3 separate regions of the Mus musculus genome follow, and all the other regions are linked to region 2. The links are chromatin loops, found by intact Hi-C in ENCODE. Cell type or tissue: left cerebral cortex. All regions are shown on one strand. Region 1 holds the start of Frzb (frizzled-related protein). Region 2 has its middle 3.6 kb from the start of Gm13752. Region 3 has its middle 40 kb from the start of Frzb.

Region 1 (5,000 bases), 61 kb after region 2:
GAAAACACTAACGATCGAGATTGCAAAAGAATGCACCAAGAAACAGAAGAAACTCCAATGTCGTTAAGAGTAAAGCAGCTAAGCCCCACACGCAAAGAGTGGGAAGGGAAGGGGCGCTTTGGAGGTTGGGTGTGAAGTGTAGGGAACGGATGGATCGCTCAGATCACTTGTTGGAAGAGACTGCGTTTGTCTGGGAGAATGATAAAAGTGAATTTTGTTTTGTTTTGTTTTGCTTTTAAGTAAAAGAATAGGATTCAGTAGAGGAGTGTGCTTAAGGGGAAAGGTAAGGGCTCAGCGCAGAAAGCAAGCTAGCCGATAAAGACAAATAACTAACTTCTCAGAGGTCGGGCAAAGTTCAGGACTCACCCGCTCCGTCCGCGGTGACGATGGCCTCAGGAGAGATGCACACGCCGCGGTCGTACACCGGCAGCTCGTCGCAGGCCAAGCTTTCCGGCCACGAGTGGCGGTACTTGATGAGAATGGGCTCGCAGCCCTGTCGGGCGCGCTCACACACAGACTTGCAGGGCTTGATGGGCTCGTGCTGGAAGTCGATGGTGCAAATGGGTGCGTACATTGCACAGAGGAAGAAGAGAAGATCCGGGCTGCAGTGGGTGCCCAGCAGCCCTTCGAACTGTTCCATGGCCAGGATGGCGTTAGCCTGGGTGCTGTGGTGCAGGTGGTTGGGCATCTTGGTCATGTTCCAGGGAAGGGACTTGCACAGCGGGATGCGGACAGGCTCACAGGCTGCAGCCTGAGCTCCGGGCACCTGGAGCAGGCAGAGAGCAGCCAGGACTAGCAACCCGGCCCATCCTAGCAGCATCCGTCCCGGGCCGCAGCAGACCATGGTCCCAGCAGGATGGGGCAGGGCGCAGCCGAGCGACGGACGCGGGAGACACTTTCGTTCCGAAGTCTCCCCCTGCGGTTCCGAGGGGTGATCCCAACGACCTGGGGAGCTGCCCCCACCCCTGGGACAATCACAGTTCTCTTGGATCCAAGTGCTCCCAGGTCCGGTCCACTAGCTTGGCGGAGCCCGGTGCCTCGCTGCGCCGGCTGCTCTTCCCAAGCGTCTAAGCCTCTAGGCGAGGCAGCATCTATTTATTCCTCTCGCTCTGGCAGAGACATCAGCCTTAGCACATCAATCAGATGAGGGGGCAGAAGAGGAAGCCAGAGAGAAATAAAAACAAAAGTCAAATTCAGTTAAGGGACTCGGAGTTCTGGGGTGTTGCAAAAAGGTGTTGGAAGAAGCGATAAATTCTGCAAAGTGAGATGGATAGGGGACCTCCGAGGGAGGAGATTTGGTGGGGGTGGGAGGACTAATGGGAGCGGAGGTGGGAGTTTGCCAAGTCCTGCAGGGTCGGGAAGATCCTGCGAGCGGCCAGAGGAGCTCAGAGGAGGTCAGCGCCTTGGCTCGCAGCTGCGCCTTCCCACCTCGGCCGACAAGAGCTCCGCCCCGCGGTCCCCTGCCCTCCGGCTCCTCCTTCCGAGAAGGCTTTGAGTTTTCAGGGGACTGGAGTGTGAGACCCTGTCTATCTGTGATGCTGTAGCCCCAGGCAGCTCCCGACAGGAGCCGCACACCTTTCCCCACTCCACCCCCGGCTCTGGATCCATAGACGAACCCTTGGTCCCCACGGGAGAAACGGTCTCAACGCACCACAGAGATGCGCACCCCTGTATCCCGCCCCGCGAGCCCACACCGTCCCTCGTTGCCCGCAGCTCTTTCCTCACAGCAAACCCGAGCGCACCTCCGCCTGCAGAAAGTCAGACAGGAAGGCGCGAGCAAAGTCACTTTAAATGTCATGTCGCAGAGATAGCAGCCTCCTAAGAGCAATGGCAGGACTAATGACTTCGGGGGGTCTGTGATTGGAATAACCGTGGAGAAATTGACCCTCACAAAGGGAAAGAAATCGCAAGAGAACAAATAGACCCACAGAAACGTGGAAATGGTGTGATTCCTCCCTTCCCTCCTTCTTTTTTTTTCTTTCCTTCCCTTCCTCCCTCCCTCCCTGCTTCCTTCCGGGTTTTTCTTTGCCCTGTAGAATTCGAACTTTTGAGTTTTTCTTTTTTAAAACCGAAGCGTGGAGCCCACTTTAAAGCACTTGGATTCCGCCCCCCACCCCCAGAGTGTTCTTACTGAAAATTGCATTTATTATCTAACTCTTCCCACGGGCGGTTTCTTCTAACAGGGGAAATAAACGTGCAAGCAAAATACCCCACACAGGTAATGATAATAGTAAACAGGAGAACGGTTCCCATCCAGATGAGTTCAATACAGAGGAGAAAATAGAAAACAGATCCCTCCCAGGCTACGCCTCCCAGAAGTCTCCTGTTTCCACCCCGGCTGCCCCCTGGCTTTAAGAGCATTGTACGTGGGAAGTCCTGCCGAGGCCCAACCACTGAGCCCCTTCAGAGGAAAACCATTGAGCAGAGGGATTGCAGTGTCAGAAGACAGCGGGAGCACAGAGGCAAAACCTACAACAAAGCCGGACGTCACTAGAGCAGCCCTGATTTACCCAGCCTTCCGCACCGCCCACCCCCCTGCTGTCAATACTAGGCAGATAAAGTCTGTCTCTACTTCCCAGAGCACACAGTAGGATACGGCTTTAATCCCCTGCGCTGGCTCAATGGCACTTAGGGAATGTCAGTGGCTGACTTGAGTTTATGGAATTTTTATCTCTAAAATGATCATTACCAGCGGTTTGTGACTTCAATGTTTTCGGAAGGAAGTGTGTCTACTTCATAGGAAATCAACAACAGATGGTGGCTAGGGAGCCATTTAATTAATAAATAAACTCTGGCTGATGTACAATTATTTGGTGTCATATAAGAAAAGAAAGCCAAACATTATATAAATTAATTCAATGAAAAATGGCAAAGCACACACACACACATGCACACAAACACACAAACACAAATACTGAAAGGGAGATTTATAAACAGTCACTAAAAGAATATTTAGAAGCTTTATTAGGTAAAAGAAATAGGGATCTGTAAAAAATTCGAAGGTGAACGATGAACTCAAGAGGTTGTTAAACATATTTTGTGTTCATCTCACATTTTTTAGGAAGAAAGGAGTAGAGTGTTTGATGGTCGCATTGCCACAGGTATGAATGAACTTTGCTTCAGAGATAGATACCCACTTACCACCAAATCCTCTCACAAGCTCTCCCCTTCCACCAACCTCCCAACTTCCCCCTCTCTGTTGTTTTGCTTAGTTTTGTTTTTCTTTTTGTTTTTGAAATAGCATCTCACTATATAGCCCTGGCTGTCCTGGAACTCAGTATATAGACCCAGGTAGCCTGAAACTCACAGAGATCTGCCTGCTTCTGCCTCCCTAGTGCTAGGATCTAATGTGGGCACCATCACAACTGGGACTTGCAACTTTCCTTTAATCCAAATTAGTTTTTACTAAAACCAGAGATGGATTCGCATTCCTCCCAGAAGAGGATGTGTGCACCTGTCTGTCTGCTCCTGTGCCTTCTCTCTATTGTTTCTCATAAACATCTGTCATGTGTGCACAATATTCTTCGGCATCTGCCAGTATGTTAATTATCTTTTATATTTTTTGTTCTTTCTGCTTTCCTAAATGGCTTATACAACTTTCAGAAGAAGACAGTCTATCTGCTCCTTTTGAAGAAGCAGTGGGAAAACTGGCTGGTGGAAATGGAAGTCCAAATATCTTAAGGAGATAAACCACTTGAGAGGAGACTTAATTCTCAAAAATTTGTGATAACAAAGAAAACACAAGTTCAAAAAAATGTGCATTTTCTACTAACAGGTGAGCTGTATCCCTAAAATAAGTACCTTCAACAAACCCAAAATTCGGAACATTTCAAGAAAACTGAAACCAGGTTGGTATTTTAGAGAAATCAGAGCATTCATAATCTGTTTTGCTTACATTTTTATTTTATATAGTGTTATTTAAATGTACTTTAACTGACAGTAATCTTTCTATAAACATGGAGGACCAGAGAAATGGCTCAGCAGTTAAGAACACTTGCTGTTCTTCCAGAGGACCAGAGTTTGGTTCCTAGCACCTACATCAACAACTTTTAACTCCAGCTCCAAGGGATCTGATTATTCTTCTGGACTCTGAGGGCCCAACACACGCACACGCACACACACATATACACGCACACGCACACACACATATACATGCACATGCACACACACACAAACACACACACGTTTAAAATTAAAACTGTTATCAGAACTACAAACAAGACAGTTGCTTACTATAGACATTCCCTCACATCTTCTGAAACATTTTTATACTTTTAATTTAGTGTGCGTGCTCAACCATGCCATAGCATGTATGTGGAGGCCAGAGGACAACTAACAGAAGTCAGCAGTCACATATGGAACCTGGCTACCAATCCGGTCACCCAGCTTTGCAGCAAGCAGCATTACCCACTAAGCCATCTCATTAGCCCACCACTTAATTATATCTATTTTCAAGCCATTTAAAAGGGGCAGGTGGGGGGCCTGGAGAACTGAGTGTGGGTTTGTTGTTGTTGCTTTGATATTTGATGGACATAGGAATTCATACTGCAGAACTAAGGACACAAGTCAAAGTTGCATGCAATATATTTGGTGTTTAAAAAAAAATTGTCAGTGTGTCGCATGCAAATTATCGATGTACCAGTACATCACTTTAAGACAAAACAAAACTTTTGTGGAGATCTGATTCTGGAATCTCTAAGGACTGTGCTAGGCACACTCCTTGGGAGTTTTCAACCGTGAGGTCACCTGGACCTCTGAGACGCATCCGTGCCTCCCGTACCTCATAGGACTCAATAACTTCCCACTCCTCTTCCAAGTTGTAATGTAATGTTTTGTCAATAATTTAAGTAACGCTAAACAATTTTAAAAATTAGTGTTTTTATCTACTTAAAAGAAAAAAATTTTTAGGGGGCTGGAGACACAGCTCAGCAGTTAAAAGTACTGACTGACTGCTCTTCCAGAGGTCCAGAGTTCAATTTCAATTCCCAGCAACCACATGG
Region 2 (5,000 bases):
CCTAATTTTATAATTTCGATTACATTCTAGTAGTTTTAAATTGTTGTCTTTGTTCCCTTATGAATTCTCCTTTGGAAGAACTTTGCACATTAGAAATAAAACAGATTACTTCTGAGGTTGGAGTAGAAATAGGGCGAAGAATGAGATTAAATGTCGCTCTCACATAAATACATGACTGATTTACTGGCATCAAAATTGATAAAGATTATTAAAATAAATGGAAACTCATAATCTAAAATTGCAAACTAAATTTTGTCTATATTCTCTATGTCCTTTGATGAATGTAAGCATCTCTACACCACCCAAAAATGAAGGAAAAGTCATATTTTCCTCAAAACAAAACAAAACACACAAAAACAAAACGAAACAATCTCTAAGTCAGTGGTTCTCAACCTTCCTAATGCTGTGACCATTTACTACAGTTCCTCATGTTGTGGTGACCCCAGCCTTAAAATTATTTTCGTTGTTACTTGGTAACTGTAAGTTTGCTGCTGCTATGAATTGTTGGGTCTAGGATCTAAAACTCTAATCTCCCCTGTGGTGCTGGGGCACAAGTTCCTCACTACCTGCCCAATGTTCTGAATCCTTGAATGAAAGACACACATATGTAGCCTTATATTTAACATGCCTTAATCAGCTCAGTGGCTGGGCCACTCCTAAACTTCCATGTTGCTAACACACCCCCTCCAATACTCCTGAGTTATTACTTGCTAAAATCTACATTCTATCTTTGTTGTCCTAGACCCAACTGGGGACCCCCTGGGGCTGCTCTTCCCAGGCTCTTACAAGTTGGCTGTCTCTCTGTCCTGCACTCCAGCTCTCCCCTCCCCAGCTCCCACATAGTGGTTCTGTCCTTCTCCTTCTTCTCTTGGTCCCCTTGCCCTACAAAACCTAAAGTCCTGACTCTGTCTCCCTGCCCAGCCATTGGCCACCAACAATTTTGTTTACCAATCAAAACCAACTGGGGTAGGGACCATCGGTGTCTTATATATAGACATGCGAATTCCTGTGTAATTTTGGGAACCCAATTAATATAATACAAACAATAAACCAAATCCATAACAAATTGTAAGGTAAATAACTGTGTTTTCCAGTGGTCTTTGGTGACCCATGTGAAGGGTCATTCAACCACTAGGTTGAGAACTGCTGTCCTGAGTCCAAAGGTCTTTTGCTAATGTTGCCAAAATTTCTTGTTTGCCCAAATTGATCTGTGTGTAATATTTGTTTTGTATGTTCCTTCCTTGAAGAAAAGGTCCTCCTGACTCCTCATGCTATTTTAAAATCTTTTGGCCCCTTCCCAAACTTCCCAAAACAACTCTCTAGTTTTACCTAATTAAAATCTTAGTCAAAGACAAGACAGTTCTATTTCTAAAAAACCTAGGCTGAAAGTATCTCCCAATACCAGAATCTGTGTCTCTGTTTTATGTGATATTTGTCAGACCCGAATTCCGGCATGACCATTGTTCCTGGAAGATAGACACCAACTAGGGGGAATGGGTTTTCATCTTCTACTGTGAGGGTCCCAGGGATCACACTCGAATGAGCAGGCTGGGCAGCAAGGCACATTCATCTGCTTATGTGCCTTCTGCCTCACCCCTTTTTAACGTCTTCAAGGCTGTTAGAGATTTCCTTAGCCCATCTAAGGTTTTCCCAGAAAACGTCTCTGCCAGCTTGGACTTTTAAAGCTCGGATCTCCTTTTTCCTTCATGCCATCACACCTTACCTAAACTTTTCCCCTGCGACCTCCTTCCTGTGCCCCAGTCCCTTGGCACTAACTCGGATCCCCTTCTCCAAATCCCAGTAAGAACTCAGACCGTTTCCTAGGCCTGAGAATACCTTGGCAGGTACGGAAAGAACCCTGGATTCCTTTCACGGCCTCGTTCTCAGTATGTGGAACCGGACGCAGGAGCAGCAGCAGGCGCTGGAGCTAGGACGGAGAGCCCTGACCCACAGAGTCGGCCTATGGGAATGAGGGCTCATAGCTGTCTTCAAAAGCACTCTGGGAGCTTCTGGGGTTCAGTTAAAGCTTGAGGGTGCTGTAGCCTATAGCTCCGTTTGTTTCTTTTACTCTCACTGCTTGCCAGCTCGGCTGGGGAGAATTTAGACGTTCGGGTTGGTTTGGGCTGGACTGAAGAAGGACCTCCAACTTTTTAATCACTTTATTTTAGCTCCAGGTGTTTAACACCGCACTACCTTCAAATAGGAACTACATGCACATAGCATTTTTTTTCTATCATGGAGGGTGAGTTGAGGGGTGCAGAGTGCGTGTAAATGGTACTATTCTCCTGGTTTGTTTAAACTATCTTGGTATCTTCATAGCATGACTAAATTAGTCATGGACACATACACAGAGCAAGTCTGCATAGTTAAGTTTTGCCACCACCTTCATTGAAACATATAAATGGAGAAACTCTGCGTGGCGTGGGGCCTTATTCCCAGCAACGTGGACATCTAGATTAGTGGCTGTATTTGTGGTTCAGCGATGCCTGGCTGGGTGCCTTCTGCCTTAACAAATTTAGCAACCCTTTAGGTTAGTGCCCTGGACAAGCAGCCTCCTCCCAGCCACCACCCCCCAAGTCCTCTGGAACCCGACTACAACCCTGCTAATGTCTTCAGACAAAGGCATCATTTTGCTCAGAGTTATTAATAGCAGCAAGTGTTAGCCACTCGGCAGACCGAATCCTGTGGGGAGAAAAGTCCGGGCTGGGTGTGGATTTAAGCATTACCATCACCTCATCAGGCCGTGTTTCTATTTTCTTTTCATAAGAACCAAAATAGATAATGGAAAATACATGAATTACATCTTTTTCTCATAAAAATGAGACACTGCTCTGGGGTTTAACTAGTGAAGTTTATCTTGGATGAAATAATATAAACAGCTATCTTTTGTGGCTGAATCTTCTACTTGCTGCTGCCTGATGATTCCACTTAGAAGATTTTTTTTTCTTTCAAACATGAATAATCATATAACATGTCATTGCTCACAGAACCTACTTTTAAGAAAATTAAGGGTTTAACTATAACAAGTTTCCGTACTTTTTTTTTATCTTATTTGGAAGAATTATCATGACTTTCATCTAAAAAAATTAGCCCCAAATCCATAGTTTTGTCATTACCTAGGACGGTTACAGTTCAGGAAGAGTCACTTGAAGACCAGCCTGTCTCCAGTGCTAAGTAACAGTAACAGATATCTGCTCTGTGCTGTGCTGGCACTACAGTAACTGAGCATGAAAGGAGGATGGAAGAGCCAGATGGCCGTCCTCAAAGAGAACACACATCTGCTGTTTTTGCTCATGATGTTCTAGAGAGCTCTGGAATGGGCATCCACCACAAAACTGCTGAGAGTTCCAGGAACGCTTCAGTTTTGCCTTGGTACTTGTACACAAAACCCCAGGTAAACAAAGTTGATGGAGATACTAGAAAGGCAATCTGAGGACTGGCTGCAGACATTTAACATATCTGTTAAAGTGCCAGTGTAGTGAGGGTGCTGGGGTGGTTAGACGTGCAACGCGATTCTCAGAAACGGGCCTGGAGCTCTACTCCCACAAGCTCCTGACCTGCAGAGCCCAGAAGCCGCTAGGGAGAACACACTTGCAGGAAGTTTCAAGTGATTGACACCTATCAGCAGACTCTGCTGACACAGGAAGGCAGAACCAGGGGTAGGAAAAGGCAAGGCCTCTATTTCGAATCTCCTATAGTGTGCAGGTGTAGAGGCCCAAGTTGCTGTTACTGCTCATTTAAAGTAAATATTACAAGAAGACCTACAGAGTCAACTAGCCTGGGCCCATGGTGGCTCACAGAGACTGAACCACCAACCAAGGAGCATGCAAGGGCCGGATCTAGGCCCCCTACACATGTGTAACAAACATGCAGCTTGGTCTTCATGTGGGTCCCCTAACAATTTAAGGGTAGGGGGCTGTCTCTGATGCTGTTGCCTGCCTTTGGATCCCTTTCCCCTAGCTGGGCTGCCTTGTCTGGCCTCAGTGGAAGAAGACGCGCTTAGTCCTGCTGAGACAAGATGTGCCAGGGTGGGTTGGTGCCCACAGGGGGCTTCCCCTTCTCTGAGGAGAAAGGGGAGAGGCAATGGGGGGAGGAGGGTTGTTAGGGTGGGAGTGGAAGGAGAGGAAGGAGGAGAGGTTGTAATCCAGATGTAAAGTGAAAAAATAAATTAATGAAAAAAAAAATAAAGTAAGCAGTAACGAGACTGTTTGAGGTGTTAGCATTTGAAAGTTAAAGCTGCTCTTTGAGAATCTGCATCCTCTTCCAGTCCCCTAACTTCTTGCTTGCAATATATCAGGGAGAGAGCTCCAGTTAGGAGAGGAGTCTTCCTTGTACACAGCTGATCACCTGGAGCAGTATACTTCACTGCAGCCCCTTCTGAAGCACGGGACCTGTCCTGATTTACTAGTAACTCTCGGATCTTAACTCTAGCAGATAATCTTACACAGGACCTGTACTTATCTCAACTTTTTGCTGGACCTTCATTTGGCAGGAAGCTGGATGTCATGCAGATAAACCATTTACTCAGAAGACTATCGACTGCCAGGATCGCAACTCTTGTAGATCAGAATTCACTTTTTAAGATTAGAGCACGCCATTGGGAGCTCATACTCAGGACAATAATGGGGTCTCATTGCAGGGATGAAAAATTTAGTAAGACACGTGTTAACTATGAGACGACCAACGATTACCTGTGGAAGGAATTACTGCTCTGTTTCTCAACAGGCTAACTGAGGCATTCAGGAAATTCACCAATATGGATCCCTCTCCCCTTTAGGACCAACATTGGTTAGCTAGTTGAGCCCCTCATCCACAGAGGCTCAGATGAACCTCAGAGCATAGAGACTAAGGTGTTGAACGCCGGCTTCTTGTTGTTCAACAACCAATCTCTGAAAAACTCAGAGAAGCAGGGAAACCGATCCATGGGTACCACTGAGGAAGCTCAGCCACCAGGGGACTCCTAGGTAGGTCTCAGACATCAAAATATAGACACCAGATCA
Region 3 (5,000 bases), 100 kb after region 2:
TTTCTAGATTTTCCAACTTATATATTGGGGATTGGTTCTAATGTTTTGAATTGAATTGGTTCCCTAATTGGGATCTGTGTGTACAGATGTTGAAAGTCCTTGTCCCCAGTTGGTGTTTGATCGTCAATAAAGATGCCAGTGGCTAATGACTGTGCAAGGGAAGACAAGGTGGGAACCTTAGATTTGCTCAGGCTAGGATACAGAATGGAGGAGGAGACAAAGAATTGCCATGGAGTGGGTCAGGGATTGGGGACTAACCAGGTGGAGACAGATGGACATAGCTGCGGGAGATAAAGCCAACCAGCCATTTGAGATTCTGGGTAAGTGCCCACTGGCCACTTCCCCAATTGAGCCTAGGGTAGCAGGCAGAGGATTAGAAGTCCCAGCCTTTGAGATAGCCAAGATATTTTAAAATTAACTGACATGCGTATCTTCCAATTCGCAGATACAGATAGCTCCTGGGAGTGTGTGTGTGTGCGACCCACTGGGAACCAAGGTGGTGTAGCCCAAACTCAACACTACAGTTATTTGTGACAGGAAGGAAAGCAAGAGGTAAAGTAGCTGGAGTTTTGACAGATTATCCATCTCTGGACAGATTAATTTAACTGCTGCCCAGAAGCATACAAATAAAGCTGGAAACTGATGCTTACCTTAGCTCTTAACGTTGCTTGTAAATGGGAACTTAACTAGTCATTTGTCATGAAATAAATTAGTTTAAAGATCTGAGGATGTAGCTCAGTAGTAGAGTCTTTATCTTCCATGTGCAGGTCATGGGTTCAGTCCCCAGGACTGTGAAAATAAAATGCATAGTAACAATTTATATATACATACATATATACATATAGTTATATATAGTTATATTATAATGTATATATACATGTGCATATGTATATATGTTGCAGGAACTATTAAAAATGTAATCCAGCAAACAATCAGCCTTTTTACTTGTGTACTTTTATAGAGGGCTTTTTTTTTTTTTTGCTGCTTGTCTCCTCTCTTCTCTAAAGAAGGGGGTCTGGGACAGATGGGTCAGGGTATTTATTTCTGAGCGTGACTGTCAAGGCTTGTTCTGTGTCAACTTGACATCAGCTAGAGTCAACTTAAAGAAGGGAATCTCAATTGAGAAAATACCTTCATAACTTAAAAAAAAAGGCAGGTCATTTTCTTAATTAGTGATTGACAGGGAAGGGCCCAGTCCATTGTGGATGGTTCTACCCCTGGGCTGGTGGTCCTGGGTTCTACAGGAAATCAGGCTGCAAAAGCCATGGGAGCAAGCCAGTAAGCAGCATGCTTCCCTGATCTCTGCATGGAGGCTCTTGCCTCCAGGTTCCAAGCTCTGCTCCAGTTTCTGTCCAGCTTTTCCTCAGTGATGGACTTCAGTAAAGATGTGTAAGCCAAATAAACTTTTTCCTCCTCTACCTGCTTTCGGTCATGGTGTTGCATTGCAATGATAAAAACCCTAAGTCAATGACCTAAATCTAATCCCTGGGACCAAGATGATAGAAGGAGAGTACCAGCTCCCACAAGTAGTCTTGTATGACCCCATATATATGCTATGGTGTACACACACACACACACACACACACACACAGAGAGAGAGAGAGAGAGAGAGAGAGAGAGAGAGAGAGAGAGAGAGAGAGAGAGAGAGAGAGAGAGAGGTAATTTAAAATAAGTTTAAAGTCTGAGCTTGTAAAGGGTGATGATCCAAGACCACATGTGATGATCCGAACTAGGAATCTGATCTCACTGGTTGTCAGAGTCCTTTTGCCTGTCACCTGTACCTGGGTGCTTCTTCCAGGGCTCTCAGAACTCTCAAAACAAGTGGTTGAGCTCTATATAGAGTGTCACAACAGAGAAAAAAAAATATGGTTCACAGCTGAGGAGAATCTAGATCGGCTCTGCTTTCTCCTTCAGAATGGAGAAGTGACACCAGTTCACTTATTAGCAGCAGCTGGACCTATGACAGAGATAGCAGAGCTTGCTCCAGGCTCCAGAGGCCTTCAGATGCCTCTTCTAGTCACTCACTTCTGGGTGCTGTGACCTGCAGCAGCCAGGGCAACCGTTCTCCAAGGTGGCTCTGCAGTCTTGAAAGCCTATGAGCTGCCACGGTTCTCCCTCTGTGATCAGCTGCCAAAGCAGCGGCCGGTGCAGTCTTGAGAAGAGCTGGGGTATTACACTGATAGGATAAAATGTCAAGGCTTATTAATCCCTTGCACCCGGTGGCATCAGATCACCAGGCTAGCCTGAGTGCAGGAGGAATTTCAGCAGAGGAGTAAGATTACAGTTAAGTGGCACAGAGCTCCAGTGCTTTTTATGAAGTACTGGCTCTTGTTAGAGGTGAGTCACCAGAATAGAAAGATCATCTACTCAAGGGCAATTCCCTCCAACACTGCTTATGTGATTCCTTTTTTCTCTTCAGTACTTTGCATTTCCAAATTTAAAGAATTTTTTTTCTACAAGTAGGAAAATCTTTCCAGCATCTTGTTGATGCTCCCATCAGTAATCCTACACAACATACACAGATTCTGCCTCTTTCTCCAATCCCAGCTAGGCAAATTATTTTGCTGTAAGAAATAGAAGAAACCACTTCTTTCTGTCATCATTGAGATATCAGTATTCCAGTCACTGGAAATCCCCTCATCTCCTGTAACTCATGATTCTCAGCATCCCACCAGAACCAAGAGAAATATAACCAATTACCTCTTTACCACATGAAGAGAAGTGAAGGGCAGCTCTACCCAAGGAGATCTGTAGTGTCCTTCCAGCCACAAGTTTCACGCCACAGTGTCTGAGCCATGAGTTTCTGGGTAGGAGATCTGGCCACAGAGATGAGTGAACTAAACAAACCCTGACCTCAAGAGATTCCCATAATGAGACAATGGGATGTATCAACCACATTGTAATTCATTAAGTGTTACTATGAAGGCAGTTGCAAGGTGGAAAAGAAACAGAAGATAGTGCATTAAGGAAAAAGGTTATTGATACTTGAACTCAATATCTAGATATGATCAGGAGTTTGATGTCCAGAATATAAGAAAACATTCCATCGCATGGGCAGGGGTCAACATAGAGAAAAGGACAAGGCTTCCAAGGAACAACTGTCATAATTATTTTGAATGTCACAGTGACACTTGAAGGTCTAAGTTCTATATCTTGTGCATTAAGTGTAGAATATATATATTTATAACGTATATATGCTACAGCGTAGTCTTAAAATTAATTTCAGCCTTGTAGATGTGTTAAAATTAAGGCAACCATTCTTTTCTCAATTGAGATAATGTAGAATTTTCAGATCAGAGCTAGACATGAACATGCCACATCCCCATGAGTGGAAAATGTGAGACGATATTGCTAAAAGGATGATACAATTCCTTGAAGACAATTTCTGAGAAGCAAAAGAAAATTGTCCCCCTTCCGGTCGGCACCAGCACTGGGTTACCTGGGCACGGAGTCAGCGGACGCCCCCAAGGTCCCTAGGGGACTCTCCTCGAGATCTTAGGACCTCTGGTGAGTGGAACACAACTTCTGTTCCAGTCCAATTGCACGGGACCTAAGACAGCATTAGGGAAGCAGAAAACCCAGCCTGACCAGGGTCACAAATCCCTTCCGGTCAGCGCCAGCACCTGGACACCTTGGGCGCGGACTCAGCGGACACCCCTAAGGCCCCTAGAGGACAGCTTCCAAGGCAGACCCTGTTTCTGGCTCCAGACATCTGGGTACCTTCCCTGCCAGAGGAGAGGTGTCTGCCCCACCCGGGAGGGCTTTGCTGCAGCACCTGGGGGAGCAATTTTGGTTCCTGGATCCCTCTGAGACCAGTCTGTGCAGGTGAGAGTGTGGACTACAGAAGCTAACAGCTTCTGAGACAGGCCCTGTTTTGGGCCTTCATCTTCTGCCAGGAGGCAGGTCCGAATGCCATATATCTGTGCACCTTACCTGCAAGAGGAGAGCTTTCCTGCAGAAAGTGCTCTGACCACTGAATCTCAGGAGAGAGTTAGTCTCCCAGGTCTGCTGATAGAGGCTAACAGAATCATGAGAGGAACCATCTCTAACCAGAGACAACTATAACAACTAACTCCAGAGATTACCAGATGGTGAAAGGAAAACATAAGAATATTACTAACAGAAACCAAGACCACTCACCATCATCAGAACCCAGCACTACCACCTCAGCCAGACCTGGATACCCCAACACACCCAAAAAGCTAGACCCAGATTTAAAAGCATATCTCATGATGATGGTAGAGGACATCAAAAAGGACTTTAATAACACACATAAAGAAATACAGGAGAACACTGCTAAAGAGTTACAAGTCCTTAAAGAAAAACAGGAAAACACAACCAAACAGGTAGAAGTCCTTAAAGAAAAACAGGAAAACACATCCAAACAGGTGATGGAAATGAACAAAGCCATACTAGACCTAAAAACGGAAGTAGACACAATAAAGAAAACCCAAAGTGAGGCAACGCTGGAGATAGAAACCCTAGGAAAGAAATCTGGAACCATAGATGTGAGCATCAGCAACAGAATACAAGAGATGGAAGAGAGAATCTCAGGTGCAGAAGATTCCATAGAGAACATGGGTACAACAAGCCAGAAGATCCTGGACAGATGTTATACAGACCCTAAGAGAACACAAATGCCAACCCAGGCTACTATACCCAGCCAAACTTTCAATTACCATAGATGGAGAAATCAAATTATTTCACGACAAAACCAAATTCACACATTATTTTTCCATAAATCCAGCCCTTCAAAGGATAATAACAGGAAGAAAAAATAACAATACAAGGACAGAAACCACATTATAGAAAAAGCAAGAATGTAATCCTTCAACAAACCTAAAAGAAGACAGCCACAAGAACAGAATGCCAACTCTAACAACAAAAATAATAGGAAGCAACAATTACTTTTCCTTAATATCTCTTAATATCAATGGACACAATTCCCCAATAAAAAGACTAACAGACTGGCTACACAAACAGGACCCAACATTTTGCTG

The links. Hi-C counts contacts between places; a loop is a spot of excess contacts. Peaks named below come from ENCODE experiments on the same cell type or tissue, not always from the same donor. Only the 100,000 strongest peaks of a DNase experiment are listed, where the experiment ranks them.
Region 1: a loop joins it to region 2, with 5 times the contacts of the local background. A loop is called at or near these places in 4 of 42 quality-filtered maps.
Region 3: a loop joins it to region 2, with 1.9 times the contacts of the local background. A loop is called at or near these places in 3 of 42 quality-filtered maps.

Annotation. Positions count from the first base shown.
Region 1 is chr2:80,445,997-80,450,996 of GRCm38, forward strand. Frzb (frizzled-related protein) reads right to left here and starts at 1,400. Exons shown (of 6, transcript NM_011356.4): 1 at 367-1,400. The coding sequence starts at 844. In left cerebral cortex, a CTCF peak has its summit at 2,356; DNase peaks (open chromatin) are centred at 64, 635, 1,034, 1,503 and 2 more places; H3K4me3 peaks cover 2,512 bases; H3K27ac peaks cover 1,195 bases.
Region 2 is chr2:80,385,292-80,390,291 of GRCm38, forward strand. No RefSeq gene overlaps it. Among named protein-coding and RNA genes, the nearest start is that of Gm13752, 3.6 kb to the right of the region's middle. In left cerebral cortex, no CTCF peak of the experiment used is centred here; DNase peaks (open chromatin) are centred at 2,591 and 3,262.
Region 3 is chr2:80,484,872-80,489,871 of GRCm38, forward strand. No RefSeq gene overlaps it. Among named protein-coding and RNA genes, the nearest start is that of Frzb, 40 kb to the left of the region's middle. In left cerebral cortex, no CTCF peak of the experiment used is centred here; no DNase peak of the experiment used is centred here.